Regions from separate parts of the Mus musculus genome. Here region 2 is linked to region 1. The links are chromatin loops, found by intact Hi-C in ENCODE. Cell type or tissue: heart. All regions are shown on one strand. Links, peaks and the distances in the headings refer to the core of each region. The heading gives the core; the rest is flanking DNA. Region 1 overlaps Dlgap1 (DLG associated protein 1). Region 2 overlaps Lpin2 (lipin 2).

The links. Peaks named below come from ENCODE experiments on the same cell type or tissue, not always from the same donor. Only the 100,000 strongest peaks of a DNase experiment are listed, where the experiment ranks them.
Region 2: a loop joins it to region 1, with 2.7 times the contacts of the local background. A loop is called at or near these places in 2 of 42 quality-filtered maps.

What each region holds. Positions count from the first base shown.
Region 1 is chr17:70,736,875-70,739,792 of GRCm38, forward strand. The region is part of intron 6 of Dlgap1 (DLG associated protein 1); the gene reads left to right. Among named protein-coding and RNA genes, the nearest start is that of Gm36746, 21 kb to the left of the region's middle. In heart, for the core only: CTCF peaks have their summits at 710 and 1,520 (motif pointing right); DNase peaks (open chromatin) are centred at 827, 1,427, 1,787 and 2,727; H3K4me3 peaks cover 1,489 bases; H3K27ac peaks cover 2,107 bases.
Region 2 is chr17:71,194,983-71,197,900 of GRCm38, forward strand. The region is part of intron 1 of Lpin2 (lipin 2); the gene reads left to right. Among named protein-coding and RNA genes, the nearest start is that of Lpin2, 13 kb to the left of the region's middle. In heart, for the core only: a CTCF peak has its summit at 1,259 (motif pointing left); no DNase peak of the experiment used is centred there; H3K4me3 peaks cover 459 bases.

The sequences.
Region 1 (2,918 bases), core at 297-2,796:
AATGCAAACCTACCTAGTGTCCCTAATAAATATTAGAAGCCTCTACCATAACGAGCTTAAAGCCAGACACTTTCTACTGCGAAGGCTTAACCAAACCTAATCGCCTGGAACACAGTTTGTCTCTGTCGGCAATGACTGACTTGGAGGCTTTGCTTCTCCGTGGAGCAGAGAGCAGATCGTTGAAGGTCGCTGTCCTGAAGAAGCTGGCGCACAGGAAGCAGTGAGCGTCACCTGGGCCAAGTGCCTCAGCTGGAACACCACTTCTTTCCACCATTCCCCAGCCACTCCACCCAACACACTCACAAGCACATACCCACCAACCAATGGTAGACACTGCAAAAGAAAACGCCACTCAGCTGCACAAGAGCAAATTGGTGGAGCATGGTAGCTCCTTGTACAATATATGTTTATACATATGTGTGTTTATATATATACATATATATGTATATTAGAGAGAGAGAGAACAGACAGGCTCAGAACACACTATATAACCATGAACTTATTTTGATCCTCCTGCTCAGCTTCTTAAATGGTGATATTACAGGCAGGAGCTATGATGCCCAGCCTGAAGAGACGTTAGTAGTCATAAATTGGATGAGCATGTGATAATGGGGTGCTGTACAACTAAGCAGCAGGGTATGGAGCTCTCTGCTCGGGAGACAGGGATGAGAACTGGGACTTCCCACAGACATTACCTCATGGTCTCAGCAGGGGGAGCAGAGGCGCTTTGCCCACACTTCACAGCCAGAGGCTCCTGGCTGGTTTTCCCTTTTGTGCTGTGAGTGGTAGGTGGAGTTTCCTTCTGTGAGCATCCCCGAGGACCATTTGTTTTGGCTTTTAGAACAGGAAGGGGGCACGGGGTGCGGGGAAAGCTACATGTGTGGGAGGGAATTTATGTTTCTTAGTAGTTGAATTCTTTTTCTCCTGAGGTAACCTGGGGTGAGGTGACCCATCTCTCCCTCTAGTTAAGGTAGTGACCCTCAATCTTCGTAAAGCGTCCACCCTTTAAAACAGTTCCTCGTGTTGCTGTGGCTCCCAACCCAAAGATTATTTCTGTTGCTACTTTGTAACTGTGAATTTGCTACTGTGATGAATCATGATGTAAACATCTGTTTTCCTACTTCTTATTCTAACCCCAAAGGGATCTCGACACACATGTTGGGAACCACTGAGTTAGAGGAATCGGAAACGTGCAGGAAAACTCCTTTATACCTGTTAGTCCCCTCTGATCTCTAACTGTGGATGAGATGACGCCTAAGGCGTAAAAGTTCTTCAGGGAAAAATGGATGGGCTTGTAGAACAGAGGAGGTAGCCCGTGAGAGGTGGATGGTGAGTATCCTGCAAAAATGGCCTTATAGCTCAGGAAATATGACGCAGCAGGATAGAACCTGCCAGGTGGGCAGAGCAGTCAACTTTGAAATCCCAGAGGCCAGCCCAGCCCTTCCGGTTTCCTGGAATGCTGTCCTTGTCACGTGGTGGTTGAGGAAAAACCCTGCAACAGCAACAGGGAAGCTGGAGTGACCCTCGTCCGCCACTAGGGGGCAGAGAAGCCGAGTGACTCGTATAAAGATACACATGCCAGGCTGAACCACCCCCCACCCCCCATCCCCACCCCGAGTCAAGGACTCACAGCCGGTATAGGCTGGCTCGCATAGCACAAGAGCCCACTGTCTCGCGGCCCAAAGCTGACGCCCTACCACTCAGACCAACAGTTGTGTGTCATGAGGAAGGTGGGACAGAGGTGACTCAGGGAAAAGCTGTTTTCCCCAACCCTGGCATTCGGTTAATCTCATTTCAAACCCTGTCACTCACCCAGAAAGACTGCTCAGCCTGCCTTACTTCCGCTGCTGGAGCCCTGGAATGTGGCAGCAGCAGCTGTCAGGGTGATGTGGAGGCCCAGCTGGGGTGGAGAGAGGAAAGGTACCACCCAAGGGTCGTCAGAGGATTGGAAGCAGTGAGGAGACCCATCCATCACTCAGTCGGGTCCAGCGCCACCCCACCTTACTGAGAAAGCTGCAGAAGGTGGAAGCCACCTCAACCCTATTTTTCTTCACGTGATAGAATGGAGACCGGGGCCTTTCGCATGCTAAGCAAGCATATAGACTGCATTGCCAGCCCTGATGTATTTTAGGTGCTGCTAATACTGAGTTTCTTCGCCGGGCGTGGTGGCGCTCCCAGCAGAGGCAGGCAAGGCCAGCCTGGTCTACAGAGTGAGTTCCAGGACAGCCAGGGCTACAAAGAGAAACCCTGTCTCAAAAAAACAAAAACAAAACAAAAAAATACTGAGTTTCTTCATGGATGTGTGAACAGAAGAGTCTCTAGGGTTGGGAGGTGTGACTCCTCCGTAGTAGAGCATTTGCCCAGCATGTGCAAGGTTTTCGGAGCTCAGCATCACAGAAAAGATAAAGGGAGGGGAAGAGAGAGAGAGAGAGGTTCCTTATGTATATGAAAGTATGCATCTATAGGGATCATGAATGCAAACAAAGCTTGGGAAATAAGGACTGATGTCAGCAGATATAAACAAGAAGACTCGTAACTGTGGCTTCTTATGTGGTGTTAGCCTTTCCTGTACACGGTCTTTGTTTAAACCTCAAGATTCCATCAGGGCAGCACCTTCAACACTGACATCGGGCAGTTGAGAGCCCATGCGCCTCTGATTACCCAGCTGACTTGATGCAGCTAGTTAGTGCCAACATTCTAATCAGTGTCTGTGTGATTCAAGCTGGGCTGGAGGAATGACCTCATGTGTGTGCTGGAAGTGAGTGTGTGGGCTGGAGAGATGGCTCAGCGGTTAAGAGCAGCACTGACTGCTCTTCCAGAGGTCCTGAGTTCAATTCCCAGAAACCACACGATGGCTCACAACCATCTGTCATGGGATCCAATGCCCTCTTCTGGGGTGTCTGAGGACAGCGACAGTG
Region 2 (2,918 bases), core at 100-2,599, 460 kb after region 1:
TATTGAAAGAGCACTCTTAGAAGCTAGATGGCTCCCTTTTCAGAGCCACATTGGGTTCCCAGTATTCATGACAGATATGGCTTACAAAGACCTGTAACTCCATCTGTAGAGGAACCCAAATGCCTCTGGCCTCCACAAGTACCTGTTAAAAATAATAAAAATAAATAAGAAAGAATTCATGGGTAGGAAAGAGGAACTGATAATGTGCTAGGTGGTGATATGTTGATTATCAGGGCCTTAAGAGGTGACTCACACATAGCCTTCATGTGTGATTTTGCAGAGATGTGAGTGTAATTAGAAAGTGTTGCACACCGTGGGGAAGTGCTCCTACCTGCCTGAGCACAGGCCTGGGAGAGCTCAGGCTGTTAGCTTCACCTTTACAGCTGTTTCATATGGCTGTAGGCTCTTCTGACCCATTTCTGTCTTGTCCTGCCTGATTGTAGCTAGACTGTGAATTAGACCTAACTTGTTGAGCAATGGACTGAAGAGTGGCATTCAGTTGGTTGAGCTCCTCAGAAAGGGAAAAGGATTCGCAAGGCTAAAAAGACTTAAAGCACTGTTGATGGCAGTGAGAATTTAGATGGAGTCATTTGTATTTTCCTGTGTCCCTCTCTAAATAGTGACCACCTTCGTGGCAGTGACCCAACTGACAGTTACTGATTAAGCATGGACTGTGCGTGGCATAGTTTTTGTCTTTAAGTAGTTTTTGGGCACCACCTCATGGAGTCCTAACCACAGTCCTACCTGATAGGTGTTCCTGCCCCAGGTCAAGCTGAAACTAAGAATGGTTATGTGCTGCAGGTTCTTATCATAGCAAGTGAGAGCGCTATGTATGATGTTAGACGCAGCTTACGGACCTGCTGGCCCACTGCCAACATTTCTAAGAACCTAGCAAACCCGTCAGTCACAAATAAGGGAAATGCCATTCGTGTAACTTGGTGGTTCTTGTGTTGCTCATGAGGGCTTATAGCTGTAAACCCAGCACTGGGTAGACCGGAAGGAACATCATTAGTTTGAGGCCAGCCTAGGTAGGCTACCTAGTGAATTTTGCCAAGGCTGAAAAATGAAAACCTGTCTCAGACCTAACCAACCATCAAAACAAAGAGGACTAACTAAATACACAAATGAAGAATGATGGTGATTACCACCTGGGGGCAGGTTTGCTGCCAGCAGACTTTCAAAAGTAAACAGAATTTTTGTTTTGTTTTGTTTTGTTTTGTTTTGTTTTTAATTGTTACAGTTTAAGAGAGGGTGCTGCTGACATCTAGTGGTTGAAGGCCAGGGACGCTGAGTGTCTTTTTATTCCCAAAGATTTATCTGACCCCAAATGAAGTATGCTAAGACTGGAAAATCCAGACTTAAAAATATATCAAAAGTTAGAAAGCCAGGCCGGGCGTGGTGGCACACACCTTTAATCCCAGCACTTGGGAGGCAGAGGCAGGTGAATTTCTGAGTTCGAGGCCAGCCTGGTCTATCGAGTGAGTTCCAGGACAGCCAGGGCCACAGAGAAACCCTCTCTTGAAAAACCAAAAAAAAAAAAAAAAAAAAAAAAAGCTAGAAAGCCAATCAGCATTCCTGTGGTCTGGCCGCTGACACCCCCCCCCCCACACACACACCTCACTGCTCTGCTGTTCTCCAGCTGTTTCTTTGTGCATCACAGGGCATGGTATGAGGCAATCTGACTGATGCTAACCACCAATTCTCTTGGGCAAATTGAATCTATGTTTAAAAACTTAGATAGAAGTCTGCAAAGAGAGAAAGCCAGCTTATGTTCCAAATGTTCTAATGTTGCAGTCTTTCTAGAGTGCAGGGAGCAGAGTTAGAGGATGGCATGGTTCCTGGCCTGTAAGAGGAAGTATTTGGTTAGTGGACATTGTATTTCCATATTCAGATCTTGGAGGGATAGATGTGCATGTGTGTACATCCTGTGCTACTTTAAGGACTGTTGTCATGTATGTAGTAAAGCCAGACTGAGCTTTTGGCTTTACTACATGCATGTGGTGGCTTTTCTTGGTTGTCAACCTTGACTACATCTAGAATTAACTAAAACCCAAGCAGCTGGGTATAGCAATGAGGGATGGTTTTTCTTAATGAAGTTATCTGAAGTAGCCAGACCCACTTTTAATCCGGATCTTCTTATGAGGGAAGACCCACCCATAATCCAGACTTTTGGAGGTGAGAACATCCACTTTTAATGTGGGCCACACCTTCTGCTGGCAGTCTATAATGTAAGGACTTGGAAGAAGAAAGCTTATTCTTTCTACCTGCCTCTCCCTCCTTTGATGGCTTTAGAGTCTACTTCTCTGGAATTCTGGCATATACTGAAGACCATCTGAGCCATCCAGCCTTGTGGACTGAACAGCTACTGGACTCTTAGCCTTTTGTTGGTAAATAGCCTTTGTTGTATTACCTGGAGCATAACCTGTAAGCCATTATAATAAATCCTCTTCATATATATATATAGATATATAGATATAGATATAGATATAGATATATATATAGATATATATATAGATATATATAGATATATAGATTCATTCTATAAATTTTGTTCCTTTAGAAAACCCTGACTGATAAAGCATATTTTAACTACTTTGTCTGAGGAATAATTGAAAATTTTTCTACACCTGAATGTTCTTGTTTCACAAATAGTAGTTAACTTAGAATCAGAGGTTCTTGGGCTGGGGGCAGTGACTCAGTGAGAAAAATGTTCATCCTGAAAGCACAGCACCCGAGTTTGAATCTCTAGAACCACGTACAGCTAGACACATTATCAGTTGTCTGAATCCAGTGCTTCTATGGCAATATGGGAGGCTGAGACAGGAGAATTGCTCCTGTCCCCATTAGCTGGTCCATGCAGCAGCTGACAACAGAGACTCTGTGACAAACAAGGTGGAAGGCAAGGACCACAGAGTGTC